2 separate regions of the Mus musculus genome follow, and region 1 is linked to region 2. The links are chromatin loops, found by intact Hi-C in ENCODE. Cell type or tissue: left cerebral cortex. All regions are shown on one strand. Links, peaks and the distances in the headings refer to the core of each region. The heading gives the core; the rest is flanking DNA. Region 1 overlaps Tmem132d (transmembrane protein 132D). Region 2 overlaps Tmem132d (transmembrane protein 132D).

Region 1 (15,842 bases), core at 2,543-10,542, 120 kb before region 2:
CTTGCTGCTGTTCTGCTCCCTTTTTCTATGTACACAGTCTAAGATCCCTTCTAGGGAATGGTGCCGCCCACAGTGGGCATGTGTCACCGAAATCATTATAATCAGGAAAATCCCCCACTCCACCTCAGGCATACCATGAGATCCTTTTCTCAGTGTTCAAATTGACAGCATCATCTATCACACAATCACACAACAAATCCTTATGCAACCACTTGTGGACTTTGGGTGGGATCCTTGGGAACCACACCCAAATCCTCCACCACCACTCTTTCTGCAGGTCCCATTGGCTTAGTGAGTGGTTCCAACTTCGTGATGGCAATTCTGCTCCTCTGGTTTAGGGGGGACAATGTCACTCCTCCCAGAAGAGACAAAAGAGGACCTAGAGATGATATAGACATTCATATCAGGAGAGCAGGGTTCACGTTGCCCTGTGGAGTTCATATGCTGGTTTAAAGCTCTTTGTTTACTGTGTGTTTTGCCTGCTCCTTAAAGTGTTTAAAGTCTTTATAAAGACAGATGAGGCTTGTGCTTTGGATTTTAGGTTTAGAAAATTATGATTAAGTTCGTAGTCAACATTTAAATCTAGCCAATTGAACACAAATCTGTGAAAAACGTGTTAAACAGAAGAGTTTTACAGTTCCCGGTCCTGTGAGCAGTGAGTATTGGTTTGGAGAAAAGGAAACTGATTAACAGTCAGGAAAAGGAACAGGGTCCCTCCCTGTTTAATGCAGTCGACAGCATGGGGACACTGCCCAACTCACACCTGTTTCAGAGTCGGAGCCTCGCCATTTTCTGACCTCATCTTTGGCAGCTGAGGATGGCTTGCTTGGTTGGCGGCGGACCACTCCAGATGTGAGTTATCTATGAACCCAGGGAGAGGAGGGAAAGGGACAAGGACCACGTGTGACAGGGCAGTAACCCCAGGGTGTTTCATGCCACTCACAGCTGAGGAAGACAACTCCGCTCCTACTTTCAGGGACTGTGAAGCTACGCACGAGCTTCCCAGAGCTCGCAATTTATATTAGGGAGCTGGGTGCTATGACACTGATTTATTCATTACATCCACAAATATTGACTTCTGCGCACCCGGCATGATAATATGATGTACAGGATTGTAGGGAAGACGTGCTTTCCTCTGGGGTCCTGTTGCCTTGACATTCAGCAGTCTCGTATCCTTTAATAAGTATTTGGTGATTGGATAGAAGTTTGTGCATTTATAAATAAAACATAATAGTTTAGAACTTATTCTAATGATTCTTTTTCTCCCTCAGGATCACATTGTTGTGATATTTTCCATGGTGTCTATATCTGGCTCGAGAACAGATGGTAGGTATGATAAGCCATTTTTCTCATCTACTTGGTCTCTCCTTTCCTCCCTCTCTTTTCCCCTCTCCTGTCTTCCTCTTTTTCTTCTCTCTCCCTGCTCCCTTAGTTCTTTCCTTCCCTTCTTTCAACCGGAACTCTCTGACTCCCTGCTGTAAAAAAAAAAAAAACCCTATAAGAACTAGTTTAAAGGAGGAAGGGTTTATTCTGGCTCACGGATTCATAGGATACACTTCTTCCCAGAGGGGACGTGGGAGGCAGCTGGTCACACCCTATCTTCAGTCAGGTGGGGGTGGGGAGAGTGAAGGGGAGGAGAGGGGGGAGAGGGAGAAGGAGAGGGAGAGAGGGAGATACATACAAACAGAGTCATAGAGAAAGAGACAGAGAGACACAGAGAGACAGAGGCAGAGACACACACACACACACAGATGCAGAGAGAGGCAGAGAGACAGACAGACAGAGTTATAGAGACAGGGACAGAAAGATACAGAGAGACATACAGAGAGATGCAGAGAGAGGCAGAGAGAGAGACACACACAGAGAGACAGAGAGAGACACACAGAGAGATAGACAGATAAGCAGACAGAGTCATAGAGACAGGGACAGAGAGAGGCAGAGAGAGATAGACATAGACAGAGTCATAGAGACAGGGACAGAGAGACACAGAGACAGAGGCAGAGAGAGACAGACACAGAAACAGACAGAGACAGACAGACAGAGACATAGAGACAGGGAGAGACAGAGACAGAGACAGGAAGTGGGTCCTCAGCTAGGTAACAAAGTGTCAAAGCCTGTCCCCAGAGATTCACCTCCTCTAGGCAGAAGTCCATCTCCTCAAGGTTCCAGGACATTCCAAAACATCACCACCAGCTGGGGACCAAATGTTCAAAGACATGAGCCTGTCCAGGACACTTCACCTTCAAAACGCAAGCACCAAGTGGTTTTTGAGAGTTCAATAATGGCTACGCATTTCTCAGTGCACGCCCCGCTGCAAAGATTCGCTCTCACTATGTCTTTGATCACACTATCTCATTTCCAGCTTTTCGGACTCAAGGGCAGGGAGCTAATAGCTAACCAAAAAGGGAGAAGCAGCCCATGAGTTCACCTAGGGTTTCCTCTTCAGACACGTGCAGCTCGCACCAAGTGCCACTTGTTATAAAGCACACACAGTCATGATTCCTTACAACTGTTAACGTGAACTATTTGCAAGAATACACAGATATTGGGGCTTAGATTGTTCAGCGGGTGAGTATTCACCATGCAAGCGTGAGGATCTGTGTTCAGATCCCCAGCATCCACGCAAAAAGCCGGCCATGGTAGCCTGTCTCTGTGATTCTAGCAGAGTGGGATGGAGGAAGGTGGGGACCAGACAGAAGATCCTTAGGAATCATTGGGAAGCTAGAGTAGCCATTTGGTGAGCTCTAGGTTCAATGAAAGATTGTTCCAAAACATGGCAGAGACCCACCACAACTTCTGGCTGCTACATATACAAGCATATATGATCACACACATGTGCACACAGGCACGTGGTGCAGCACACAGAGAATACAGGAATTCAAATACTTTCCCTTTTCTACACCAAAGGGTTCCTGACAATGCAGCTTACCAATCCCACTTCCCACTTCTTTCTGTCACACATGCCATTCAATTTACACCTGACTGCAAGATGCCTAGGCTGTGGCTGTTTGTAGCTCATCTTGTGATGCGAGGAAGCAATGCGCTCTCAGCGGATAGGATGTGAGTCCCAGTTTCCCTGCTTCTAAACCATGATGCCTCAGTGTAAAAGGCATCATTGTGTGCTTGTTGCTTTACCAGCGATATTCCATTGGAATGTTGCAAAGGTCTCCTTGGCTTCACGGCAACCTGATAGAATCCCATTTTCGGAACATGATTGACAGTGTACCTGGATTCGCACTCCCCCTCCTCATTTCTATAGGAGTCACTTTCCAAGGTGCATCTAGCTTTATGCTTGAGTTGTATCCATTCACATTAATATCACCATTATGGATATAATGCTGATATGGCTGTCATAATCACAGATTTTACACATCAATTAATTTGCACCAGGCCATTGATTTATTTTTATGAATTGGGGCTGTGATGTCAAACACAATGCAAATAACAACGATCGCAAAACTAATAAATGCAGGCAAGACATGTAGATTTCATCAAGACGCATTAGCTGTGATCAGTTCTTCCCTGATAACTGAATGCTAGCACAAAATAAAACCCCAAACCATCTGGTCTCTGTAATGCCTACATAATTTTAAGATTGTAATGATTATTAAGAACATAATGTAGCTTCTCAGACGATCATAATTAATCGCTGTTTTCCATGCATGGTGCCTAGAATTTCATAGCTTTCCCCCCAGCAGCTGTCACATTACTTATTAGAATATCTGGTGGGGAAGAGGGGTCCAGTGAACAGAGTCAGAACCTTGGCATAGCATGCTGTGGACCTAGAGTCAATGTGGCTGAAAAAAATAGGATTTGGGAGAACAGAGAAGATGAGGTCAGAGAGGAAGGAGGCTATACTTATATGATTCTTTTTAAATTTTATTTATCTGTGTGTCTGTTTTATGCCAGCATGATCTATCTCTTTCTCTCTCTCTAATCTCTATCTATCTATCTATCTATCTATCTATCTATCTATCTATCTATCTATCTATCTACCTATCTATCTATCATCTATCTATCATCTATCTATCTATCTATCTATCTATCTATCTATCTATCTATCTATCTATCTATCTATAATGTAGAGTACCTACAGAAGGAGAGAAAGGGTGTCAGGTCCCCTGGAGTTACCATGTGGATGCTTGGAACTAACCTTGGATCCTTGGGAAGAGTAACCGGTGCTCTTAACTACCGAGCAACTTCTCTAGCTCATGATCACAAAACTCTCTGAGACTCAGAGATGAGGAGGGAAAGCATATTATTTTGGAGAAAGGTTGCTGAGTGGAAGGTGATCTGAATATGGTAACACTAAGGACCAAATGGCTACAGAAGGAGATATAGAATTCTCATAGAAGATGATGATGGTCAAGAATAGTGGTGAGAAAGGGAGGGCCACTTAAGATATGGAAGGGATTTGGGCTGGAGATGTAATTCAGTTGGTACAGTGCATACCCATGAGAGACAGGAGGCCCTGGGTTCAACCTCCAGTGCTATACCAAACTAGGCATAGTGATTCATGCTGTAATTTCAGCACTCAGGAGGTGGATGTAGGAGATTTAGAATTCAAGGTTATCCTTGACTATGCTGTGAATTTGAGCCAAGCCTGGACAATGTGAGACCCACAGCTATAAGAAGGCATTATGGCCTGAGGTGTTACTCTGTGGTCAAACACTTGTCTACATTTGCAAAGGCCTGAGCTCAACTTCTTGTTTTAAAAAGATATACAGAGGGAGAAGGAGAGGGAGAGGAAGGGAGAGGGGAAGGGAAAGAGATAGACAAAGAGAGATTGATTTAGAAAGAGGGAGAGGAGATATACACAAAAAATTATCTGTAGGGGCTTAGTTATTGATTCAATATCCTGTCTACATAGTTGTAGAAGGCAAATTAAAAAGAGGGAGGGACTGAAAATGGCTCTTTGTTTATGAGACAGAAAAGACAGGTAGGTAAATGGGATTTCCACCTTCCCTCTCCTCCCTTCCCTCCTCCTCTTGTTCTTCCTCCTCCTCCTCCCCCTCCTCATCCTCCTGACACGTGACTTTGCATATTCTGAATGAAAGCTATCCATATGTTTCCAGGCTAGTCTACAGTGTGGACAATGGAAACTCAGAGCATACATGGACGGGTTAGGGAGCTGTCAGATATCTTGGAGTTGCACACAGTAGCGCACTGTCCCCATGAAGATGTACAAAATCTTGCAGAGTGAGCACTGTCATGAGAATGAGGACTTGGAGCTGGAACTCTGTAGGAGAATCTGTCAGCCAAGCTTGGTCAACGGTGGGAGAGATGCTCGATGCAGGGAAGGGGAGGCAGTGAGTACAAAGGATGCTAGAGTGTTATGAAACTCCAAGAAAGGATATCTTCAAGAAGGGAGAGTGATGAGATTTGTGTGAGCCGCCGAGAGTTGGAGCGAGATGGAGGTGGAAAACACATCTGTTGGTTTTTCACAGAGAGGATGTAGCTTTCCAGTGTAAGCCACTCCCAACTAGTGATGAAATTGACTCCTTTGGGCTGAGGTTGTTTGGGAACACAGATTAGGAGGCATTTCAGGAGCATGCATAGATTTTCAAGAGGTTAATTTCTGATGATTTATTTAAAAAATTTTTAATTATGGGTACGCATGAGTGGGTATGAGAGTGCAATTCCCACAGAGGTCAGAAGTGGGCATCAGATTCCTCGAAGCTGGAGTTATGGTCAACTGTAAGCTGCCTGATGTGGGTGCTGAGAACTGAACTTAGGCTTTCTGTAGGATAGCAAGTGTTCTTTCAGTTTACCACCAAGCCATTTCTCCAGCCCTAAGACTGATCTTTGAAGCACCCGAACTTGGGCTGTATTGGAGGAATATTTTACATAGGCATTTCCTTCCATTTGAAGGAATCTGAGCATACATACTTACACCTAGAAGAGAAATTTGTAAAGGGGATGGATATATAAACATACAGAATATATAAACATGATAAGACAGTGGGAGTTGAGATCCAAACATGAGAGCTGTGGCTATGGTTCTAAGGTGGGAGGAAGGACCTCATCTACTGAGAGCAAGAAGAAAGGTGGGTGTGGCCATTGTGTTGCTTGGTTTTATTGTTGCTGTTACCAAATACCCAATAAAAACTAGTTATAGGGAAGACTTATTTAGCTCATGGTCTGGGGGGTTGTGACAAAGCAGCTCACACCAGGACATCCAGGAAATAGAAAAGAGAAGGAACAGGAAGGTGTCAGGGAAAGCTATAACCCTCAAAAAATAATGCTCTGTGATAGTCTGAAAGAAAGAAAAAGCGTTCCCCAGAGGCTTAGGTACTTAAACACGTGGTTTCCCAGTAGTGACGCTGTTTGGAGCTAACTTAAGGAACCTTTAGGAATGGAGCCTTCCTGGAGGAAGTTCATCACTGGAGGGGTGGGGGGTGGGGTTTGAGGGTTTGTAGCCTCATTCTACTTCCTGACGCCTCTGCTTCCTGTATGCTGATGAGACATGTGATCTCTCCGCTTCCTGCTTCTAATCCCATACTTTTCCCACTATAATGGATTTTGTACCTCTGAAATTGGAAGCAAAATAAACATTTCTCTTAAGTTGCCTTTTTGATTGTGGTATTTTTATCAGAGCAACAAAACGTAACTTATGCATGCCCGCAATGATAATGACCCACCCCCTTTAACTAAGCCCTATGTTCCACAGGTTCACTGCTCTAGTCACACCTTGCCTCTATCAGAGGATTAAACGGCCTTTAGGTCAGCGCCCTCATGATCAAACCAGATCTGGAAATAGCTCAGAGACACTCGCCAGTGGGATTTCCTCACCTTTTAGGCATTTCTCTCAGTCCCATTAAGTTTACAGTAGAGGATTCACCACTGCAACCCAGAATCTGTTTTTCTCAAATAGATCCTTCCCTGTGAAGGAAGAGCTAAGGTGGGATGGTGTATTAAATACACATGGAGAAGAATGAAAAGCCCATGGGTAGTCATTGGCAAAGAAGAATGAAACACTCATGGGTAGCCAGCAAAGGGCCCATGGAACAGAAGAGCTCCAGCTGATAGCATGGGACCTTTATGAGTTAAATAACTGACCATGGTGTGTTGTGTTGGAAGGAATCACCCTTCGTTGTAGTATCAGATCCTGGCAGGTGTCTGTTGGGAAGATGACTGCTCCACACACATGATATCTACTGTCAAGTACTAGTAACTGGCTTAAGAGGCAGCATAAGGTTCATGCCTAGCCAATCAGTAATCCTCATTACATCAGTTTGCATTGCCTAATTCACAGTTAGTGCTTCTGAGTGCTGAGCCATCTCTTCATTTCCTAGCCTCTTTCTACTGTACTGGGACAGAGTTGAATCTGTTGATAGGCACTTTGAGCATGGGGCTGTCCTGATGGAGAGACACTGGCAGCATGGTGCCTTTGGACCAGATGTCAGATGTAGCACTGGAACCGGCCAGCAAAGGAAGGGAGGGTGTGGTAGTTTGAATGTAAATGGCTTCCTTGAGCTCACAGGGAAGGTGTGGCCCTATTCAAGACAGTGTGGCCTTGGTGAAGGAAGTATGTCACTGGGGGTAGGCTTTGAGGTTTCAAATGCTCAAGCCAGGCCCAGTGTCACCCTCTTCCTGCTGCCTGAGGATCCAGATGTAGAACTCTCAGCTCCTCTCCAACACCATGTCTGCCTGTCATGCTTCCTGTCATGATGATAATGGATTAACCTTCTGAACTGTAGGCCAGCCCCAATTAAATGTAAGAGTTGCTGTGGTCATGGTGTCTCTTCACAGCAGTAGAAACTCTAGCTAAGACAGAGGGTTTATTTGGGCTCACAGTTGGAGGGTGCAGTTCCTCTTGGAGAGGCAGGTGTGTGAGCCTAGTTACATGGAGTCCACAGATAGGAAGCAGAGAGAGACACATCTGCTCTCCTGCCATTTCTCCTTTCTATTCAGTCCAGGGCCCCAGGTCATGGTTCCAGTTCACATTTAAGGCAATTCTTCCTAGCCCAATTTTTAGACCTTATATATAACCCAAATCCCTTATAGACATGCCTAGAGTTTCATCTCGTAGGCAACTCTGCATCCTGCTAAGCTGCCAATCAATACGAACCATCACACTAAGTGGGGTGCCTGTTGCTCATTTTTCTTCCTCTCCTTCCAAGCCCTGATCCTCATTAGGGTTAGGATACCTATCAACAGTGGCAGAGGAGTGAGGGGTGGAGGGGGCACACACCGGTTTGCTCTTTGTACTCAGCAAAACAATAAAAAAACCCATTTTTATACATTTACTTATGCATTTTCCAGAACCTGTCTTCTCTGGTACAGCTTCTGCCTTTCTCTGGGTCCCTCTGCTAGGCAGTGATTAAGTTGATGAGCCATCTAAATGGATCTCTGTGGTGTGCCAGCAGCTTCTTCCACATCCAGATGCGGCAGCTATGTATACCCCTCCCCCCGAGGTTGACCTACTTTGTCATGTCAGAATCACAGAAGCCTAAAAATGTTGCATGAGCAAATAAATGTCTTCTGTCCTGATGGAAAAGACCAGTAGGAATTTAGTGGTCTCCTGATAGCAAGCCCTATAGGTGAGTTCCCAAGTGTAAGAGTTACAAAAACCAAAGCAGGCTTCTTACAACACACTATTGTTGCTGGGGACCGGAAGGTTTTGACTGTATGAAAGTGTTGAGTGATTTGTGTAGCAGGACTCATTCCATGTCTATGCAGGGGACTAAGGCCTGAGACATTTGCTAAGGAGCAAGGGGTTTGGCCTCTATTGTGTGGCAGGCTTTGGAGAAAATGGCTGGGTGTTATGGATTGAACTGGGCCCCTACTGTGATGGCCCACCCTCACGGGCAACAGGAATGACATTAGAATCACCCAGGGGATACATCTTTGGGAGCTTGTGAGGAAGTTCCCAGAGATGATCACCCAGGCAAGAAAGACATGGCCTGAGTGTGAATGGCACTGTCCCATGCATGAACTGGGGACTCATTTGAATACAAATGAGGAAAAATGAGAAAGCCATCAGGGCACCAATATCTCCTCATCTCTGCTTCCTGATCTGATGTGAGCAGCCTCACACCCCTGCTATCATGGCCAAGAGTGTCTTGCCACCATGCTTTCCGACCATGGCAGGTTGTACCCTCAAACCCTGAGCCAAAATAATTTCTTTCAAGGTGTTCCTTGTCAGGCATTGACACAAGGGCAGAAGAGCCACCAACAGACCAGCTTCCCACTTTGCATGTTGATTCTCTAGGCTGACATACTTAGGGACTTTTTAAGGAAGTGAACGAAAGTCAGAAGGTGGGATCCTCAGGTCCCAATAGGTTCTTAGAGAGAAATGGAAAGGCCAGAGAGTTACTGTCCCTAGACACAGAGAAAAGGCCATGTGAGAACGCACAGCCATGTGAGGATGCAGTGGCAAGGTATCTTTGTGTGAGCCAGGCAGAAGAGAGCCTCCCTAGACCCATCCCACTTAGGACCTGCAGGCTCTAGAGCTGCTAGACAATGATGCATACGCCACCTAGCCTATGCGACTTTTGTCAAGGCAGTTAGAGCTGACAGCAGTAGACACTTGATGGGGTGAGTATTCTTGTCAACACTTAGGACAATATGTTACTGAGCCAACATCAGCCAAGTGGCAACTGAGTTTCACAGGGCCACTCAGAGGCGCCCCCATGAGCCTGAAAGAGGCAACAGCAGCAGGGGATCTTTGCCATCGAGTTCTATGACTGGCCTCCTAACTTCACTTGGACGGTGCAAGCCCTCAGGGTTTCTGGATTATGTGGAGAGGCATCAGAGGGCAAGGATGAAAGATTCTGGATATGCTGATTATGCAGAAGATGTGCTCTTAAGAGATGAGCGTCGACTAATAGAAGATATGGTTGTGTTTGGTCCTGAGCTGATGAGACAGACACAGGTACCAACTCAAAGCCTCTGCAGCAAGTGAGTGCTTTGAGCACTGGACTTTACTTCTTCTTTTTCTACACTCAAAAGCAACTATGATGCTTTTACACGAGCTTTGGCATGGCTGCTTGTTCCTCTTCTGTCCCTCCCCACTCAGGCTCTGTCTTCTCATGTCCATTGCCTTCTAAAATGAAGCTGATCTGTATTAATGACAACAACCAATCTCTTCCCACTGGGTGCAGTGGGGTTTGGCCAATGGATAGCCTTGGCAGGAATTCACATCAGGAGGAGGGAGAGGCTGGGGTATCTATCCCCAATCCTACTTTTTCCCTGCTGGATGCCGATTCAAGCATATTGTTTCATTTTAATTGCCATAGCTACCATTCCAAATAACTGTTGTGTTAACAACAGCTTCATGGGCCACAAAACAAACCCCCAAGAGTGAGTGGGCTCGTGGCATCTGGTCTGTGGCTTGAAAACCAGGCATCCTAAAGTCCGAAGTTCACAGTGCATTGTTGGGAAACCATGTAATATAGAAGGTGAGCTCTGTGCAAAAGGGTTTGCCTAATGGCTGTCTTAACTCTCATTGATTTGGGAGAGCAAATATGGGTGGGGTGGACTCTGTGACTGAGTGGAGACCCTTGTCTGTTGAAAGAGCCAGCTCTATGTGGGTTCTAGCTGGTCCTTAGCAAGTTAGCATGAGGGTTAGACTGCAAGCTCAATAGTGTCTCTAGTCAAGGTCAAATAAAGTGTTTAGCTATTGGCAGCTGAGCATTGTGCTTGACTGGTTTCTGTAGGATTATTTAAAACAAAAACAAAATCAGAAGGATATTTGGAAAAGAATGGACAGAGGCTTGGGACAGAACTGTGCAAGCTTCCAGGCTAGTCTGGAAGCACTGCTAACCCCAGACCACAACCCCTAAATCCCAGGGTCACTTAGGATCCTGTAGCCCATATCACTGCCTACATAGGGAGCAAGCTAGCCTCAGGAGGACCCAATATTGAAATCTTGGATTTCAATCAGACTCGTAGGGATGGGCAGGATTACCAAGAGCTTACAAGAGGGACTGCCCTGGAGCTCATGGCTCATGAGGTCATTGCTTTGGTCCCCCTTGCAGTAAAGACAGTGATGTTCTTTTATTCATCCAACATTCCTAGCCAATGGGGATTAGCTTTCTCAAACAAGTTCTACTAACACTTGGCATTTAAAGCCTGACTGTGGGTATGTCCACAGCTGCCTACCCATCCGCAGACAGGTCTGCTGTGGGGGCAACCCAGGAGCCCGTTCCTGTCTGTAGTCCTTGGCTGGTCCTAGAATATCTCTCATTCATAACTCTTCCATGAATGCCTGCTCCTTTACACAAACACAGGGGCACTGTAGGGTTTGATCTAAGCTACGTCATTCAACACAAGACACGATAGGTCTATACGTTGTTGTGTTTTTAATATTCATATAGCTTAACTTTGAGTTCAGATGAGAGCTACCCTATCCAGACTGACAAGAAGATGGTGAGAAGCTTGGGAGTGTAGAACTGCTGTTCACCAAATGTCTGTGGACTGACGCAGTGCATCTCGAAGAAAGAAGATGCTGGACATGCACCTTTCCCTTCTGGCTTTCTCTAGGGGTTTTCAAAACAATCAAGATATATATATATTTGTGTGTGTGTGAAAGGTGAAGATTTTAAGATGTTCACAAGACTGGTTCTCTCCCATCTTAGGGTGCAAACACAATGTGAGAAATTTATTCATTTATTTACTTTTTATTTGTTTACCTCTGTATTTTCACCATCTGGAGGTGGCTCACGTGGAGTGGAGAGTCTTAAGAAACAATGGATGAATGAATGAATGAATGAATGAATGAATGAATGAATGAGTTAGTGAGTGAACGAATGAATGAGTGACCGAGGGAGGGAATGAATGAATTTTTTGTTTCAAGCTTTCTCCAGCTCAGTCATTTTCACGATCCACGGTTTGACACGTTTCTAAATATCAATTCTACTATCAATTACTTTTGAAGAAAGTCTTAAATAGTCTTCAGCTTCTAAGCAAAATATTTGCAATCCTGCTTTTGTTCTGTTACTTTCATTTTTAACACAGCCAATAAGATGCTTACATATTGCTCTCCAAAGAAAGATTTGTACACTGCCTACACTCCCCTCCCTCGCTCTGGGGTGGTCATGTGTGAGTGGCCATGTTGGACCACAGCCAGTGTTTAATCATGTCAATGATGTTCTGACTTTTCAGGAATAATTGTAAATCAGTTAAACCTCTGTCTCCTTTAAAATTACTCCTTACAGGTCAGGGGTGAAATATGGAGTGGGGATCTGTCCCTAGTGATGTGACCAATGCAAACTGTAGATTAACTGAAGATGATGGGACCTGAGGCTTGGAGCCGTATCTAATTTTCCCCAACACTTGTATGTGTTGCACGGTGTCTAGCAAACCAAGAAGTCTCACAAGGGTTTGTGGGTATAATAAGATCAATAAGGCTTGGCGCCTCTGAGAGTCTTCCAAATGGAGAGTTTTTTTTTTTTTTTTTTTAAAGAAAAACTCCTTTAGAGACGAAGGGCGTGATCCTCCGTGTTACCAGTCGATATTTCTTTTATTGCCCCTAAAATTTATAAACCAGGATGCTCCCTAATGGTAGGCAATTTCTCATATTAGCTCAGCCAGCCTTTAGCTAGCTCTGTGTGTGTGTGTGTGTGTGTGTGTGTGTGTGTGTGTGTGTGTATGTGTGTGTATTTTAAATACAGAGCCTAGCCTTTTTTCTTTTTTCCTCACCAAAGATTTCCAGCCTAGGGAGTCCTCCTCTGAGGGTTGGACTATCTTTTAATATCTGTTTCTGACTCCTGCATCTTGTTAGTCAATCTCCCTTGGTGATCTGTGTTTATGCCCAAGTTCAATTCCACCAGCTTCTTCCACAGTCTCAGCCTTCTCTTGGATCCCTTTGTCTCTAAAAGATATATTTATAGCTAAGTCTCAGGCTGTTGCTTCTCATTTATAAGATACCATACAAGTGCATATGGCTGTTTCTGTGAATATCCACAATGGTCAATGCCTTGATTGGCTCTTTTGGGAGATACCTTGTCCCTAAAAGACACCCATATCTCCCTTCATGCACACCTGTGTGTACTGAAGAGGGGATGAAAAGCTCTATACCTCCTCCCCCACTTTTTTTTTCTAGGTATCCTGAAGTGAGGCAAGATCAGCTCAAAATTGTTTGAATTCTGGGGACATTTTAAGTCCTATTTCAGAAGAAGAGGGAAATGCATATATATATTTTAGAAAAGTTCTACCAGACCATCCTTAGCTACTAGTAGATTTTTGCTTACTGTAATAATTGGAGCATTGGAAGAACAGATGCTGTCCTTGCGGGAGGAAAAGAGCCTGGGGTTCTCATGCCACCATATAAGTGAATTTAATACTGACAATGGCATTTAATATCATGCACCCCAATCCTTCATCTGTCTATAAATATTTTTATTTTACTCTATTTATTTATTTCTTGAGGGGATTGAGCCCAGAGTCCTGCACAGCTATGCAGACACTCTATCACTGAACAGCACCTTCAATCCTCTTCTTATATTTTAAACATTTTGAGATGAGATCTCACTAAGTTGTCCAGGCTGGCCTTGAACTCACTGAAGGTAAGCCTTGAATTTGCCATCTTCCTGCCTATGGTAGTTTGAATGAGACTGACTCCCATAAGCTCAAATATCTGAATGCTTGGTCATATATCTGAACAGCTTTGGAAGGACTGGGAGGTGTGGCCTTGTTGGAAGAGGTATGTTGATATGGGTGGGCTTTGAGGTTTCAAAAGCCCATCCATCACTAGCTAGACCTTTCTGCCTATATATATGGTTGTGAGCTCTTAGCTACTGTCCCAGCACTATGGCTGTTATGCTTCCCATAATGATGACCATGGGTTAACCCTCTGAAACTGTAAGCAAGCCCCCAGTTAAATGTGTCCTTTTATAAGAGTTGCTTTGGTCATGGTGCCTCTTCAAAGTAATACAACAGTGTCTAAGACACTTCCTCATGAGTAGCTAGGATTATAGACATGTACCACCTTGTCTGCTTGTGTGCATGTATATGTGAGCACACTTTTATGTGCACACACATGCATATGGAAGCTAGAAGCTGACATTGGGTATCTTCCTCCACTACTCTCTAGTTTAGCCTTTGAGACAAGGTCTCTCATTGAACACGTGCCTCACTGATTTGGCCAGATTGTCTGGCCAGCAAGTGCTAGGAATCTGCCCGTCTCTACCTCCCTGGTACTGAGATTGCAGGTGAATGTTGCTATCCTAGCTTCTCACATGGATGCTGGGCACCTGAACTCAGTGACTCATGCTTGTGTGACATGAGACATGGCCCCAGACCTACTAATCTGGCTTTGAGCAAGTATTTTGAAATGAAAAGAACCTGAGAAGATTCCTCAGAAGTGTGCACCATGCTGTGCAAATGAAGTCAGGACAGCAGGGCAAGGCTACCCACTGCTGAGCCAATTTGGTATCCCACTGGGCACCAAACACTCTTGTTGCAACCAACCTCCATGGTGTCTGTTCTACCCAACTTTCTATTATTGGTATCTGTAGCCTTCTTTTTTAAAAAAGCCTCCTTTTAAAACTAATTATTTTTGGACTGATACAAGTTGTGTATATTTTTCCCACACATGATGTCTTGCTATGCATATATGCATATATATTATGATTATGTAAATATTGTGAAATGGCTCAAGAAAATGAATTTTCTTGCTTATTATCTCACATCCCCACCAGTTTTGTGAGGGGAACTTTTAAAATGTAATCTCTTAACAATTTCCAACAGGCTCTGCTTCAACATAGGTCCAAAACAACAGACGATACCCACAGGTACTATCTTCCTTTTAACCACCCTGACCACAAACAACCCAAAGGAAAAAGGGGGCCATTCCAGTGCATGGGTGTCAGTCAATCTCTGAGGGTAGTCCAATCAAAAGCTCAAGCAGGAACTTGAAGTAGAAAGCATAGAGGAACAATGTTTTTCAGGCTTATACTCAGTTAGCTTTCTTACATAACCCAGGCTCACCTGCCCAGGGAATGATGCCGCCTACAGTGGGCTGCCTCCTCTTTCATCAACTGGCAATCATGACAATCTCCCATAGGCATGTCCATAGACCAGTCTGATCCAGGCAGTCCCTAAAATGAGATTCCCTTCTCAGATAACTATTTACTGTGTCATGTTTACAGTTGAAGCTAAATAGGGCATCATATAAACCTCTCTTCCTGTAATCTATTTGTGCTTCTTACTTTGTCATAGCAACAGAAAGCTGATGCTAGAGACTATAAGACAAGTCTCTTGCAGAGTTCTTTATGGCTCTTGTCAATTCCTCTGAACAACACTGTGTGGTATCTGGCAATGGACTCAGTAACCCATCAGTGTCATGCTTCCTCCTAGGAAGTTAGTTCCTGGACCTGATTCCTCAAGTTGAACATTGAATTTGTTAAGAGAGCTTAGGGACCATCTTGCATGGTAGGAGACATCTTGAAAGACCATTGTAGTGAGATGTTCCCACTCCAAAAAGCACCGGGGAGGGAAGATCGCTCAGAGAATAGATTCTGGTGCCTTCTACTCCTTTGCCACAATGTAAGTCTCAGTATATGAATGGGGCCAAACCCGATCATTTGAGAGTTGTTTTTCTCTCTACACATTTATTTTTTTTTCCCTTTAGGCTGAGGCAAAGCAATTGGATCCCCAAAAGAAAGTCACAATTCTTGTGACTCCCTAGAAAATGCAGGAGAGGATGTGACCGTTATGTCGAATAGAAAGAGGCAGATACCACCTGTCCCCCATTGCCAGCCTTTGGGAATCTTTACATTGGCTTCTGGCAGCTAATGGAATCTTCCTCCATGTTGCTAGAATATCAAAGAAGCTGTGTGTCAGGGATGGGAAGCCAGAACACACAGATCCCACATAGCCTGGCCTCCCTGCCTCAG
Region 2 (15,842 bases), core at 2,519-10,518:
ATTTAGAATCCAAATTCTACCGAGTGGTCACTTGGACCCCCCAGGTATCATATGACTCAGGGTTTCCTCCAGCTTCTGGGGTCCCTAGAGTTCCCTTCAGGTTGGGGTATCCTGGTGGTGGGGCTGGGAGTAGGGAAGCTTTCCCAGAGCTAGTCTGAGCTGGTCTGGGGGTGATGACTAGACCACAGAGAAACAGCGAAATAAAAGCTTAAGTGTGATTTGAGCCGAGGCTGGGAAGTCAGGGAAGGGCAGACCAGTCATTAAATGTACAGGAAGGAGACCGGAAGGTTTGCTATGAGGAACAGGGAAGACAAAGAGATTGTGGGCTAGAAGAGAGGCCTTGAAGGAGCCAAGAGGTTTGGGGAGGTGAAACCGGAGCTGTTTAAGGTGAGTGCACACCGCCATCTGTGGCAGGGAGGAGAACTGCAGGTAATACGACCAGGGCATGCCCACCTTGTTAGGTGAGATTCAGGAGGTCTGGCTGTAAGAACGTTTAATTAGCTTCCACACGCATATGGTCCTGCCCTTTTCATTGCCTCCTGATGACTTAGCAAAATAAACTGACTCTCATCCGTAGGTGTGAATTAAATTTTCCTTCCTGCTGCGATGATAGAGAGCATAGGATCTGTGGCAGTTTCCACAATCCAGCATGAATGTGGCCTTCGGAGGGAGACTGGAAAAATCCCACTGCGTCCCTTCCCACCAGCCTGGTACTGCGGTAACCAGAGGCCCTCGAAAGAAAGAGAGCCAGAGCCAGACCAGTCTGTCCTGTCAACCAAGGTATGAGGCAAACAGATCAAATCTATCCTTTGAAGGGGAAGTGTTTAAGCACGGACGTAAGAGCCCAGCATACTGCAACCACAGCCATGTGCATCTCAGCTCCAGCTCTACATGAGTGAGTTGGACCTTTGGGTCCTTACCTACCCCCCGTGCTGTGAGTGGGTGAGCTTGGATGTGTGTGTGTGTGTGTGTGTGTGTGCATGCTCACCCAGAAAGCCCAAGACATACTGTGAAGATATGCACAAGCTCATGTGTGCACACACACACACACACACACACACACACACACACATACAGCATCCTGGAGACAGAACCTTGAAGGTACAACTAGGACCTCACACATGCTAAGCAAGTACCTTACCACCCCCCCCCTTTAAAAAAAAGATTTACTTTACTTTGTGTGCATATGTATGTGTGTATGTGTCTGTGTGAATATGTACGTGTGTGTGTGTGTATGGTACTTGTGTATCTGTTTGTATGTAAGTGTGTGTCTATGTGCATGTATATATGTGTGCTTGTGTGTGTCTCTGTATGTGTGTGTGTGTGTGTGGTACTTGTGTGTGTCTGTGTATAAGTAAGTGTGTATCTATGTGTGTATCTTTGTGCATATGCATGTGTGTATATCTGTTTGCATGCCTGTGTGTATGTGTGTACATGTCTGTGTGTATGCCTGAATGTGTGTGTCTCGTGTGTCCATGTGTGAGAGTGTGTATGTACATATGTATCTGTGTGTACATATGCACATATGTCTGTATGTTCATGTATGTGTGGCTATATGCTTTTATATGTGTGTGTCTGTGTAGTTATGTGTATGTGTTTTGTGTGTATGTGTCTCTCTGTGTTTGTTTGTATATTTCTCTCTGTGTATGTAAATGTGTGTCTATGTGTGTGTCTGTGTACCTGTGTATGTGTCTGTGTTTCTGTGTATATGTAACTATTTGTTTATGTATATGTATGTATGTATGTATGTATGCATGTCATATGTGTACAGATTTCCAAAGAGTCCAGAGAAGGCAAGACCATCGGATTTCTCAGAGGTGGCATTAAAGGCCATGGTGAGCTGCCATACAGGAGCTGGGACCCAAGCTTAGGACCCGTTGAAGAACAACAAATTCTCTTAACTGCTGAGTCACCTCTTCAGCTATGAACTACCCTAAATAATCTTTTCCTTTCATTGAGTTATTTTGTGTGTAGAGGGGCGAGCATACCACCATAAGCCTGTGGAGGTCAGAGACCACCTGCAGAAGTCAGTTCTCTCCTGCTGTGTGGCCTACGGAACCAGACTGATGTGACCTGGTGATGTGACACATCTTTTCCTACCGAACAAGCCTTGACCCTTCAGCCCTTTTAAAACCTTTTTTTTTTTTTTTGAATCTTACTTAGTTGTCTAGGACGGCCTTGAACTTGTGATGAACCTGACCCCAAGTAGCTTGGTGTATATGCATATGCTATCACATAGGGCTAAGGAATAATTACTATTGCTAAAGTACAACAGTGAGGGATGATGACACATAAAGAATATACATAGCGTGCCACTGCATGGGCTGAGGTGGGAGGGGAGAGAGCAAAAGGGATCATTCCCTGGGTTGTGATTCCAAAAATGGAGACTATCAGGGAAGAGAGAAAATCTGGGAATTGAGGCAAGGGGAGGGCTCAGCAACAGTGACAGCTGACCACCTTCCTCAGCTGACCAAGTTCAAAGGAAGACGAGGCTGTAGATATGAAGCAGAGTGGTCTGTCTCTCTGCACTGGCCAAGCAGAGCCAGGCTCTGCCAAGGGGACCCTGTGATTTGCTTCTTGAGAAGGTTCCTGAGGATGCGAGAGGAGGGTCTCCTAGGAGAAGACCTGAGGTCATGTGTGATTGACACATACGAAACATTTTTATCGCCCGCGCTCACCCCACAGACTGTGGGACTAGGTTCTGTGGCTTCCTGGGACATAAACACACCTCAGCAAGAAAAAAAAGGGATGTGGAGTCTTGTAGGTGGCTCCGTTGGTGGAGTGCTTGTCAACCAAGGCTGAGGCTCTGGGTTTATATTCAGCAATGTTTAAGCCAGGCAATGATGGGAGATATCAGTGACCCCAGCCTCGGGGAGGCAAAGGAAGGAAGATCAGAAGTTCAGGGTTATCTTCAGATACACAGTGACTTTGAGGCTAGCCTGGGCTACATGAGAATTCAATTTTTTTCAAAGAGCCAAGTTACTGGATATTAATAAATAATAATAATAATAATAATAACAATGCCTTCTTTTGTTTTTTTATGCTTGTAGTGGCTCAGAAAATGTATGGATCATGAAGAGGAATGACATTAGAGCAGGTGACGTATGTAGGTTTTAGAGTCCGGAAGAGAGCCAGTCAGCTGCCTGTACTGCCGCCCACACGACAAGGGGCTTTACACAGAGGAGATCAGCAGAACCACGCCCTACACCTGCAGGAATCCCAGACTCAGATTAGCGGGTCCTACGCCACTCAGATGGCACCTGTCTCCTCTCTCCATCCCAAGACCGCAAAACTTCAGTCTGATGACTAATAACAAAGTCCCTAGCATCCCCGTCTTCTATAGCGTGCCAGCTTCCCCTGTCGTCTGCATGCAGTCACCCCCTGGTACAAATATGTTCTCCATGCTCGGTGAAATCTAGTCTGTGATTATTTACTTTCTCCCCTTCCGTTTGGTCGGATTTTGGAAGAAAAGAGAAATCCATCTCTTACCAGGGTGATGTTTCCAGGATATGTCTGCTGGGTGCTTTCAGCTGAGATAAACATGTAAAGTTGAAACCTTTGAATAAAGAACATCCCGTTCATACTGCGGGTGGGGGATAGCTCCCCTTAGGCCAGCTGAGTTCCTAATTAGAAAGGGGGAAGGAGAAGCAGGGGAGAACTCCCTGGCAAACTGATTTCAGACTCTTATTTGCTGCATCAGCTCTTTCTGGTCTGAGGGGAGGGGAGGGGAGCGGTGATCTTTGAACTCTGGAATGCCAGTCCCCAGGTCTGCAGCCTCCCAGCCCTCACTGCAAACCCCTGAGTTGCCACATCACCTCAGGTCAGCAGAGGTCCCAATTAGAAGGAAAAAAAAATCAACTGTGCCTCCAAAGCTCTGCAGACCCTGGAGTTGGCAACTTTTAGCATTGTGTGAGCCGAACTCCCTTACCATCGACACGCACATTCTCTGATTGCTTCCCAGGAGATCTCGGACATAGCTGTGGTTGTTAAACTACATTAAACCTTTCTCCTTAAATGCAACTCTAGATCCAATAACCTGGACAAGAATCCACTCTTTCTGTGGCTCTCCATGGTCCAGGAGGCCTCAGACACATCTAGTAACTTATACTTCCCCGTGGTGTTGCAGAGATACGCCAGGCCGGGTTTGCAAAGGGCAAAGGTGGGGTGGTCAGCTGAGGATGGATGGGGTGTTTTTATGAGAGCTGGCTCTCAGATCCCATCTCTGGCACCTTTGTGTTGCATTCAAGAACAGCAGTTCTCAACTCCAGGGGTCCAAGAACCCTTTCACAAAGGTTCCCTAAGACCATCAGAAAACACAGAGTTTGTTTGTTTGTTTGTTTGTTTGTTTTTTGAGACAGGGTTTCTCTGTGGAGCCCTGGCTGCCCTAGAGTTCACTCTATAGACTAGGCTGACCTTGAACTTAGAAATTCGCTTGCCTCTGCCTCCCAAGTGCTGGGATTAAAGGCATGTGCCACTACTGCCTAGCTCTTTTTTTTTTTTTTTTTTTTTTTGGGTTTTGTTTTTTACATTATGATTCCTAACAGTAGAAAATTACAGTTAATGAAGCAGCAACAAATTTTTTTTCTGGTTGGGGGTCACTGCCATGTGAGGAACTGTATCCAAGTGTCCAAGTCCTAGGAAGGTTGAGAGCCACTCTTCTAGAAGGAACAAGAGGTTTTGGGTGTCATAAGAGATACTAGTGCTGGCCTTGGTATTAAAAATCTTTTATAGATGTTTGGGGTAGTACATGCACGTGGGATAACTGTGGGAATAGATTCTCTCTTTCTGCTATGTGGGTTTAGGGGATTGAACTCACGACACCGAGTTTGGTAGTAAGCATCCTTATACACTCAGCTATCTCACCTGACCCATCATTTTTATCTTTGTAAGCGGCAGATAATATAGATGCCTCTGGTACAAGTTTCTATCTTACCAGTCTGGATAAAGCCAATCCTTTGTCCCTTTCTCAATATATCTTAGAGGTCTCTGTATATAGACTGTGCAAAGTTCCTGCTATTAAAATGACATCATAAATAGCAGCTTAGCCTGTGATCCCTCTCAAAACAGACCCTGGGGCAGGGATCAGAGGCCATATACTTATCAATGTGTGAAGAGTGTCAGCCATAGAGTTAGGAGGGAGAGAAGAAAGGAGATGGAGCCTGTAGGGAACTAACACACAGAGAGGATGCTGGGCTTGCTAGCATGGATGGAGAGTGAGAAATGGACCAAGCTGGCCATGTGTAAGGAATGCTGAGCTCACTAGCTAGTGAATCTATCAAAAATTGGGCCACACAGGCCCTGGGTGGGGTCAGGACTAGCTTTTCCCTGCTTCAGAGGACCACGTGTGTTTGGCTAGAAAAAGTTTTCTGTTTAGCATCAAAGGCTTGGGCAGGAAGCATGGACAGAGGAAACATGGACCAGCTCCAGTGTCCCAGCGAAGTCATTAGCATCAATGGGATGTAGTTGCCTTAGCAACAGCTGAAGATGGAAAGCTAGCCAAATGCTCTGGGACCAGGTATGGCTGAGAGGATAAGAACGAGGTAAATGGGATGTGAATTCTTAGTCCAGGGTTCTCAGAGGCTATCCTGGGTGACTTTAGCCTAGCTGACTCTCACAGCAGGTTCAGGCCAAGGTTCACAGCAAGGAGTAGAACGGCACTTTGGGTAATTTAGCTGACACAGGGACTTACAGAGAAGGTATGTGGAGGACTCCTGAATCAAAAGACTATCAGAGAAAGCAAGTCTCAAAAGGGCACGGACAGTGCATGAAGAGTGGCCCAGCAGCCTGAGCTCATGACTCTGCTTCAGTGAGAATTAGCTTCAAAGGGCTCCTGGTGCAATGGCTTTCCTGTCAAGTTAAAAATTCTTGGCAGCTTGAATAGTTCAACTCACACAAGAAGTTTCCCGGCCGTGATCACTCAGCTGAAGCCAGGGTGCAGGACTGTGGGAGGTAGAAGATATTTCCTTTAACATCCTGCACTGGCATGAATTAAGGAGCACGGTGCTAAGAAACAGACATCCCCATGGTCTTAGGACTCCTGCGAGGGTGCGTGTCCCTTGTGCATTCCAGATTTAATCAACAGTCTGAGAGCAAGACTACAGAGGGAGCCAGAATGGTGAGCATCTCTAGACACTCAACTAGAGAGAGAATCTGCCCTGGAAGAGTCTGCTTAGAACGTTGTCTAGGAAGAATCAGCTAATAGACCCTCATCTAGCCAGAAAGCAAAATGCAGAGCATCTCGCCAGGAACAACACGAATTAACTGCATTCATTCACACCCAGGGCAGCAGAGCATTTCCTAAGGGATGACAAGAGACAAACCAGGGAGGCACAGTGATCCATCTGTCTATTATAAGCAGTGGTCAGACGTTTGGAGTTCAAGTTCACCAACAACTCATCAATTGGGATTCCTAAAGAATTTTGTTACTGTATTGTTATACTTGAGAGTTAAGACTTGTTTTTTGATTTTTTTTAACCCCCCCCCCCTTTTTTGTATTTATGTGTATTTTTTCAGGTGTGTGCAATACCTGTTTGGTTGCCCTCAGAGACTAGAAGAGGGCATCGGATTCCTCGGAAGCTGAAGTTACAGGCCATTGTGAGCTCCCTGATGTGGGTGCTAGGAATCAAACTTGAGACCTCTGTTCTTAACCTGAGCCGTCTCTCCAGTCCTTAAATCTCTACTGTTATGAGACCAACAGAGACCATCAGGAGAGGACTGCTCATATTTTAGTCAATTACAGAGCCAGGAATAGACCCCCCCCCCTTTTTTTTCTTCCATAGTAAAGGGACATTGTGTCGGTGTTGGGAATGTGTGATGTCATAGCCCTTGTGTGCTGTGTGTGCAAGAGTCTGTGTGCTCACAGAAGAGAGAGTCACCAGGCTGGCTACAGAGAGGAGGTTAGTGTAAGAGAAAGATTGGCAAGACACAAGGGCCAGACCAGAATCGATTGAAGCAGCCTCTAGATTCTGAAAGGACAAGAGGATTGCCAAAAGGAACCAGTAACAAGTTCATTGCCTACTTCTGATCTCCAAGGCACATGCTGACTTGGTAGAGTAGCCTTGAGTAATAATGGTGTTCTCCTGGGCTCTTCAGCCAGAAAGGCGACACCCACTTCTATCACTGAGATGGCATTGGATGTTTTTTGACCTTAACAGGTCAATGGCAGTCCTATGTCCCCTCCTAGGATCTTTTCTTTTATGGGGGCAACTGTTCAGGAACTGGCCTTGCTTCTGGGCTAGTAGATTTTCTGCACATGCGCTGACTTTCCTCCTCTTTATTGCACAACTGGCTGAATTCTCACCCTACGATGTGACCCCGCCTCCCTGATCTCAGCATTTTTTAAAAAAATCCTCCCACCCCCACTGAACAGCTGTCATTCTCCAAGTCTTTGTGCCCAAACTCCAAATGTGCAGACGCTCACAAAGGATGAGGTGCGAAGTTTTTATTTCTTTTTCATTTTGGCACCTTTTCTGTCAACCTTTTAAGTACTAAAGATATCTTTGTGCGTTTGGCTAATTTCGCCTTTTGAAAAGCACAAGGAAAGGGCGTGAGGTTTGAAGTTTGCCTATGAGAGTGATTAAGCAGGCTGGGAAGCCGCCGCCGCCGGTGTGATGGTTCACTGAAGAGCTGGGCTCAGCTTTGTGGCAGGAACGGCTCACAGAAAGATTCGCCTCTGCTACTTCAGAACGGACATGAGAACATTCTGGGAATGGCAATGTGTCCACTTCCTGTCCCTTTCGACAGTTAGCTTAACCTAGGGTCAGTAAAGAACTTAGAGTGATATTTTATTAGTAATGGTATCTGTGGGATCCAGGAGGAAAAAGGGTGGGGCATTTAATAAGAATAGAGATGGGAAGAGCACTGTGGGCTGTTGCATATTGGATAGCCTCTGACCTTCCCTAGCTCCCTGTAAACAAAATGTCAGTATAATACCCTTACCACTGTCCAAGGGATCGCTGATGATTACGATAAAAAGAAACTAGTGAAGGCGTTTAAGAAGAAATTTGCCTGCAATGGTACTGTAATTGAGCATCCAGAATATGGAGAAGTAATTCAGCTACAGGGTGACCAGCGCAAGAACATATGCCAGTTCCTGATAGAGACTGGGCTGGCTAAGGACGATCAGCTGAAGGTTCATGGGTTTTAAGTGCTTGTGGCTCTCTGAAGCTTAAGTGAGGATTTCCTTGCAATGAGTAGAATTTCCCTTCTGTCCCTTGTCACAAGTTTAAAAACCTCACAGCTTGTATAATGTAATCATTTGGGGTCCGCTTTTAACTTGGACTAGTGTAACTCCTTCATGCAATAAACTGAAAAGAGCCAAAAAAAAAAAAAAAAAAAATTGATTGGGGACCAATGTGATCACTGGGAAAAAAAAATCAACCAATCAAATGTAAAACAGTTAAAACTATTTGTGTGTGCATGTGTTATATATACATGCAGTATATACACACATTTGTTAGCATGTGTATGTATGTGTGTACATGTGGGCTTGCTTGCAGGTGCATGTACACATGTGCACACTCATATATGGAGGTCAGAGAAGAGAGGATCATGGAGTACAGGGGAAATATGCTCAAGGTATATTACATGCTTATATGAAAAAGGCCTTATATATTATACATATTATATGTATATGTATATATTATATATATACATAGCAGAGAAAAATTAACACAAACTCAAAATTCAATCCAAAAGAGTTGAAGAAAGACAGCCCAAGCCTGAAGAAATTTTCCATGAGAATCAGTGATTCATAAAAGTCTTTCCTCCAGCACTTGCCTCTGATTTGGGGGAAATAGAGGCTGGGCTGAGTTTCAAGACCCTCCCTCCCACTCCTCCCCCCCCCCCATGCTACTGTCTCTCTGAAGGTGTGGCGGAGGGTTTTGTACAAAGTTCGAGAGAGAGACCTCAGACCCTGCACTGGTTTCCAGGTGATGCAGAGAGGGAAGTGGATGTGAGTGGTGGGGGCGGGGCTTGCCTCACAAGTGGGGAGCTGAGTTCTAAGCCTAGAACTCACACAGAAAGTCAGATGCAATAACACACACAACCCCAGCAATGATAAGATGGGAGACAGAAAGAGAGACACACACAGGAGGATCCCTGGAGCTTGCTGGTCTACTTGATGAAGTTACAGGTTTAATGAAAGACCTTATCTCCAACAAAACGTGGAAACTGTCTGAGGAGCAACATTCAAGATTGACCTTTGATCTATAGGGAGAGGGGGGTGGGGAAGGAGGGAGGGAGGGTGGGAGAAAGGGAGGGAGAGAAGGGGAGAGAGAGAGAGAGAGCGAGAGAGAGAGAGAGAGAGAGAGAGAGAGAGAGCACATTAAAAGCCCAAGATCTAGTTCTAGATCTCAAATTTTCAGATTTGCTTTCAAACCTCGCTGAGTTAGTGTGGAACCACCACCAGAAAAGCCCCTGCGGGGCTTTCCTGAGGACTCGCTGGGTCAGTCCCTGCAAAGCCTTGTATGGGTACAGTGTGTAGTAAGAGTCCATCTGGCGTCGCTATTATTAGGATAAGTAAATATTAATTTGCATCAAATTGTAGATACAAGAGCGATCATAATTAGAGCCGTAAAAGAAGACGTGTTATAATTTCTCTGGAAAATATAGAGGCTTCTGGAAATAAAGCCTTAGACACACGGTGCTTCAGGAGCGTGGCGCTCGGCAGCTCACCCACCCGCCAGCTGTCGGGGATGGGTTTAACTGGGGAAGCATTCTGAACAGCCGTTCTCTTTTCCCTGACAATCTTCTCCCAGGGCCACCCAGCAGAGACGATGCCCAGCTTTTTCTAACCGCATTGTAAACAAGGCCTGGGGTTTACATAACACCTTGGCCACTGACAGTGAAAAAGCAGCTCTAAGTGTTGTACTTATGTCTGTTTGTACAACGCTGGTGCAACATTGAGAGGCTTTGGTAATATCCTGTTTACAGACAGAAGAAGAAAAAAAATGAAAAGGAAATCAAGTGGTTTCTTCCTGTATCCCTGCCGGAGAAGTCCTGTGCAGACAACAGGGCAGCTTGCACCATGCTGTCTGAATGACCATGCGTGCTATCTTTGCTTTGATTCCATTTTTTTCTTCAGCAAACCAGAATCAGTTATCGGGACCAGGGAGATGGTAAACATTGGTAAAATGTTCGCTGTATAAACCAGAAGACCTGTGTTCTGATCCCCAGTGCCCAGGTAAAAGCTGGGCATGGTAGAGCTTGCTCCTAGTCCCCTTATACTGGCATAGTGGTGGAGACACACAGGTCCACAGGTATCTCTGGCCAGCCATATTAGCTGAAAGCTGGCTATAAAACTAAGCTGGACATGATCGATGAAGACATCTGATGTTGAGCTCTGCCCTCTACGAGTACTCACACATGTGCGTGCCATCCCCACAACCCCCTGACATGTAGGTAGATATATACAAAGGTACAATTCACAGGTCAAATAGCTCGTGCCAAAATGAATACCCCAGGATAATAGCAGACATTGGCTATTGTGCTTGGAAACCAGGAGCGCCACTGGAGACAGGAGTCCACATCAAAGAAGGCCTGGGGTACACCCTGTCCCAGTTCCCGTTGTGTGGAAAATGAACATTATTTATGGTTCTGGACATGTCTTCAGCAGACAGCTTCTGAGGCTGGTTAACTGGGAAATGCATGTTTGCAAGCAGAACGGGTTTTAAACATGAACTTGTGCCAGGTTCCAGAGCTCATCAACCTGGGAAATGACAAAAGAAGGTACAAGAGCAAGGAAACATCATGATAGTGAGGGGTAGCCTGGGCTAGGCTGGCTCCCTGAGGCAGGCTGTGGACATGTCAGTGAACTCCGTCCTGGCAACGTGAAGGCCTGAGGGCAGTTGTGGAATCAAGTGAGCCTGGAGTATGGTTTTCAGTGATTCCACGTCCTTCAATATTATGCTTTGACACAAAGAGGTGATACGGGACAGAAATCAAAAGATTTATTCTTAAATATTTTTGGATGGAGCAAATTTAGCAATCCCAAACTTAACTAGTGACGTTCTTAGAGGTGCTATTAAAATGTGTTTTAAAATTAGGCTACTGGTTTCTATAGCTGTGTTTGCTCATGTGGGGAGATTTTAGGTTTCCGAGAAGACTTCAGACTGAAACTTTCTATGGAAAGTACTGGTATGCGGACTACAGAGTCCCTCCCCCCCCCCCCCCCCGTCCGCCAAAAACTTGGGCTCACTCATAAATAAGTGCCCAGATAGCATCACGGTATTAACCAAGCCCGACTCTGCTTAGCTTCTGAGATCAGACACAATCTTACACTAAGGGCCTTGTAGTCATGGTCACATTGGTCTCCATAACAAGTTCAAGCCTAAAGATCTGGGGGGTGGGGGGGAGGTCTGTAAAACTTTGATTTAAATGGCGTCCTGGAGGGAACTTTTGCCCTTTGCATTCATGGGTGGCAGGGAATGATGTCAAAGTAAAATGGGCTAGGTATGGAAAGGTAGATCCCACGTGTCCTTACAAGGAAGCTAAATTATCTAAAGCAGAGTAGGATCTACCCAGGGCTGGAGAGTTGGGGTGTGGAGGTGATGGTCAAGAAGGATGTGATATTTAGCTACAGGAAATAGCCCTATGGAGGCTAAGGCAGGAGGATTCTTGTTTGAAGCCAGCCTGGGCTAAATACAGAGTAAATTCTAGGCTAGCCTAGGCTATGGCAGCAAGAGCCTGTCTCAAAAGACAGTCTCACATGTCTAAAATAAAATGACTGGTCTCTTTTAGACACAACTCACCTATTTCATCATTCCAGTGTTAGAGAGGGAGGCAGGGTCAGCATCCTTGGGGGAACCATCCAGGAGCAAGGCTCAGGAGTTCTCCCTTTCTCCCAGCTCCACATCATCAGCTCTCCTCACTCCCAGTTCCTCTAGTGTCCCCAGTGGGTCCTTCAGTGGTCTCTGTGTCTGGTCTCTCAAGATAAATCTCCAGTCGTAAAGAGATTCGAACTCGCACGCCTTGGTTTCTAGTCCCTGCTTCCTACATCCTGACCGCCATTGGTGGACTAATAACTGGATGTTCTCCAAGCTCCTCCTCGGTATCTCTCTGACTTATTCACATGCTTCTGCCTCCTGAGGGTCTGTTTTCCTCTTAGAACATGACAGAAGGCTCATTCTAACTCGCTGGACTTTCTGCATGTCAGTTGGCTGGAATCCCAGGAGCCTTAATGGCTTCTCTGACCTTCCACAACAAAGGGTTTCCCCTTTTTCTCAATCCTCAACACCATATCCCCATCCCCCCCACAAAAAACAATTCTGTGGGATGCCTTTGTAATCCTTGGTCTGATACCTGCCTCCTCTGTTCATTTCTTCACTTGTGTGTTTAACTCCATCTCTGTTTCCTGTGTATTTGCCGACTCCATGGGAGGGATATGCATGACTGTTTTCCTTAACCAAACCTTAAACTTGATTCACTAAGCATTAGGCAGGATGATTACAGAGAGCATGCCTGGCTGGATGAGGAAAACCCTACAAAGCAGTCTTCATTAAGAAACAACATAATTTTAATTTAGGATAAATTACATAAGTATCGCACAAAACACCCACAGAATGCCAATTCATTCATTAATTGACTTCCATTTCTCTTGCTACTAAATCCTTTTGGCCGACATATCAAAAGGCAAGCACTGTTTGTTTACAATCCTTCATGTTTAAAATAATCAATGACCCATTGCCTTGTTTAGAAATCATAAATTGAATATGGTAAGGAAATTAAATGATCCTTCCGACATTGCAGAACACCCCTTAGTTAATCCTGAAATGAATAACGGGTCACAACAAAATGGGCATAGAAGTTATGTTTACATGGATTTATTAACTAGAGTTTGGGAAAAGAACGAACCGTCTTAATTCAGTCACTCCCGCCAGGCCATGTGGATACACAGAAAGGGAGATGACTGGGCAGAAGGAAGGCACATTGGAGGCTCAGGACTTTATCTGTCTAAAAGAGGAAATAGATGCTGTGGGTGGTTATTGACCAGCTCGCAATTTTACTTAGATGTTTTGCTGCTAAAAGGGGAGATAGCTTTTAGTCAACATCTGTAAGGAGGCTTCTCCAAGGTTAAGCTGCTTATATAGATGGGAGGTGTGGACCTTAGTATTCAGAGCACATGAGGTCTATTCACAGTCTCTATCTACCCATTTATTTACAGAAAAATCCAGTCCTCTTTCTCTCTATGTCGCCTGCATATCCACCTGAACAAACACTCTTAAAAGGCACTTAGCTGGCTAGCTGTCAATAGAGAAACACACCATTATCGACGTTATCTTCAGAGAAAACAGTTCTCTTGACCCCCTGTGGTAAGACTCCCCTATTTCCTTCTGAAAATTTTAAGACCCTAATGCAGATTGCCCATGTTCTAGTTGAAATGCCCAGTGTTCTGACCACTGTGCTGCATATGGGGTTTTACCTGGTACCTGCTCACCTTTGCTTTGCATGGTTACTGATGACTTTAGGATGTTATTAAATCCAGAGGGAAGAGACTTTCTCGTCTTTTATCTAATTACTACTTCGGTAATTACCTTATCACCACTTAGGCACCAAATTATCTAGATAGCTTCCACTCCAGAAATCTCTTTACAGTCCCCGAGGATATGTCTCCGTCTTTTCTCCCATTAACTTACCAGGGTGCACGTGTGGTGTGGGTGCAATCCATGGTAATATCGGATGGAATTCTGGCAGAAGCTGATCCAACCTACAGCCCAATTTTATGTTCAACAGGCCAACTCTGTACCATTTAGGAAAGAAATTCATTCTCATTCTCTCTCTCTCTCTCTCTCTCTCTCTCTCTCTCTCTCTCTCTGTCTCTCTCTCTCTCTCTCTGTCTCTCTCTCTCTCTGCATATCTGTGAGATGCATCTTTCTGCTAGCCTGGTGTTGGCTATTCAGCCTGCAGACACTAGGAGAGCAGCCTGTCTTCCAGACAGAGCAATTAAAATAGGGCTCACAATGTGGCTTTTGCTGGAAAAAAAAGGGAGTGTTCCAAAGTCACCAAAGCTCAATAGGTCATTAAGCCAGACAATTTGGGAATCTTGAGGGGAAAAGAAAATTGGGAGCTTAAGGAAAAAGAACAAGAAACAAAGAATTGCAGACAACTAACCCATTAGAACTATACCAGAGTCATTCTGCCCATCCCTGACCCCAGCACCCTAACCCTAACCCTGACCCTGACCCTGATCCTGACCCTAACCAGAGAGGAAGTGGCCAGTGAGGAACAGCCATATTTTACAAAGTGTGTTTGCAGACAGAAGTGAGATTTCCATAACAGCTGGACCAAAGGTTCTATGGCCAGAACAAATTGATGAAGCCAGCCAGACAGAGGTAATAAAACTCTGGTGCCACATTTATAGACAGATGAAGCAGGAAAGGGCATCAAAGGGTACACAAAACTGCTTGGTTCTCTAGGGAGAACCCATAGGGTGGGTGGGGCAGAATAAAGTCCCAAAGAGCCATCATGGACTCACCAGTGACAGAAGACCAGACGATCTGAGGGGGGGGGGCCTGACCTTGCAGCCTTTTCCCTCCTGATAAAAAAAATATATAAGTATTTGAGTTAAAAAACCAATTAGTTATACTAATATTGATAAAAAATTAATTAAGTCTGTAGTCTTATTATTGTTCTTTCAAAGGTAAGGTGTGGTTGCATAGAACTATAATCAAGTCCTATGGAAGCAAATGCAGGAGAAAGCAGATTGCCTTGAGTCCCAGGCTAGCCTGGGTTACAGGGAGTGGAATAAGCCAGCCTGGGCTAAGAAGAACAGGCAAGATGAGGAAAGAGGAAAGACCCAGAATTAAAATGAATTCCACTTATAACTAGGCTGCTGGCTCAAGCACCAGGATGAAGAAGGTAAAACCCCGGGGCAAAAATCTTTAAGGGGAAGTGGATAATTGATTTCTAGTATTTTAATATATCCAGAACATTAGTTGAGCAATGTGATGTGAATCCAAATGAGGCTGTTTCCATTATTTATTCATGCATTTGTTTATCTGAAGACACACCATTGGCATACACCTGGAAATAAGAACTCATTTGCTTGGCCAGAGGGGCCTCTTTGTGGGGTGGATGGTGATTCAGAGATTCAAAATGATTGGACAACGTACTGGAGAATATGTGACTATTGAGTGCTTAGCCCAAAGTGCAACAGCTAGATCAATAGTCCCTATAAAGGCTCAGAGAACATCTTGGAAGACAGGGTGGAAAGACTGCAAGAACTGGAAGACAGAGAGGAGAGCTGTGAGAAGCTCATGAAGTCACAGAAGCTGTGGTCACCTGCACAGGATCAAGTCATCAGCACCAGGCACTATTTCAGCAAGCAGCACTAATTGTTCTCTGTGGGCTATTAACAAGCCACACACACACACACACACACACACACACACACACACACACACCAAGCAATCAAGAGTGAACATGAAGAAAGGAGGAGAATATGTTACCGTGCCTGGTGCCTAAAGGGCGAGAGAAAGGAATTATGGGTGAATATGATCAAGACACATTGCTTTCCTTTATAAAAATTGTTAAGGAATAAACAGATGTACTATTTTTAAAAGTATTGTCTTAGATTTATTTAGCAAATAAAAATGTTCAACTGATACATATATAGTTTCAGAAGATGGTTCCCGCCATGGTGTGGACATGATAATTTGAGAGCCATTGGGAGCTAAGGAGAAAGGGATCCTGAGGTCTGATTATAAGACAGCGATTTTTCTCTGAGCAACTGGGATGATGGGATTGCCTGGCTGGGATGGTGAAGTTACCAGAAGGAAAGGGTTTGGAATGTGTAGGCTGTGATTTTTTTTGGTTTAAGACGTGCTGGTTTGAATTGCCTAGTA

Evidence for each region. A loop is a pair of places that touch in the nucleus more often than their neighbours do. Peaks named below come from ENCODE experiments on the same cell type or tissue, not always from the same donor. Only the 100,000 strongest peaks of a DNase experiment are listed, where the experiment ranks them.
Region 1: it touches region 2 in a loop (2.5-fold over the local background); 3 of 42 quality-filtered maps call a loop at or near these places.

Annotation. Positions count from the first base shown.
Region 1 is chr5:127,823,595-127,839,436 of GRCm38, forward strand. All of the region lies in intron 5 of Tmem132d (transmembrane protein 132D), which reads right to left. Among named protein-coding and RNA genes, the nearest start is that of Glt1d1, 200 kb to the left of the region's middle. In left cerebral cortex, for the core only: a CTCF peak has its summit at 5,658; DNase peaks (open chromatin) are centred at 5,355 and 8,398; H3K27ac peaks cover 908 bases.
Region 2 is chr5:127,947,046-127,962,887 of GRCm38, forward strand. All of the region lies in intron 4 of Tmem132d (transmembrane protein 132D), which reads right to left. Among named protein-coding and RNA genes, the nearest start is that of Glt1d1, 320 kb to the left of the region's middle. In left cerebral cortex, for the core only: no CTCF peak of the experiment used is centred there; DNase peaks (open chromatin) are centred at 7,440, 8,977 and 9,706; H3K27ac peaks cover 1,406 bases.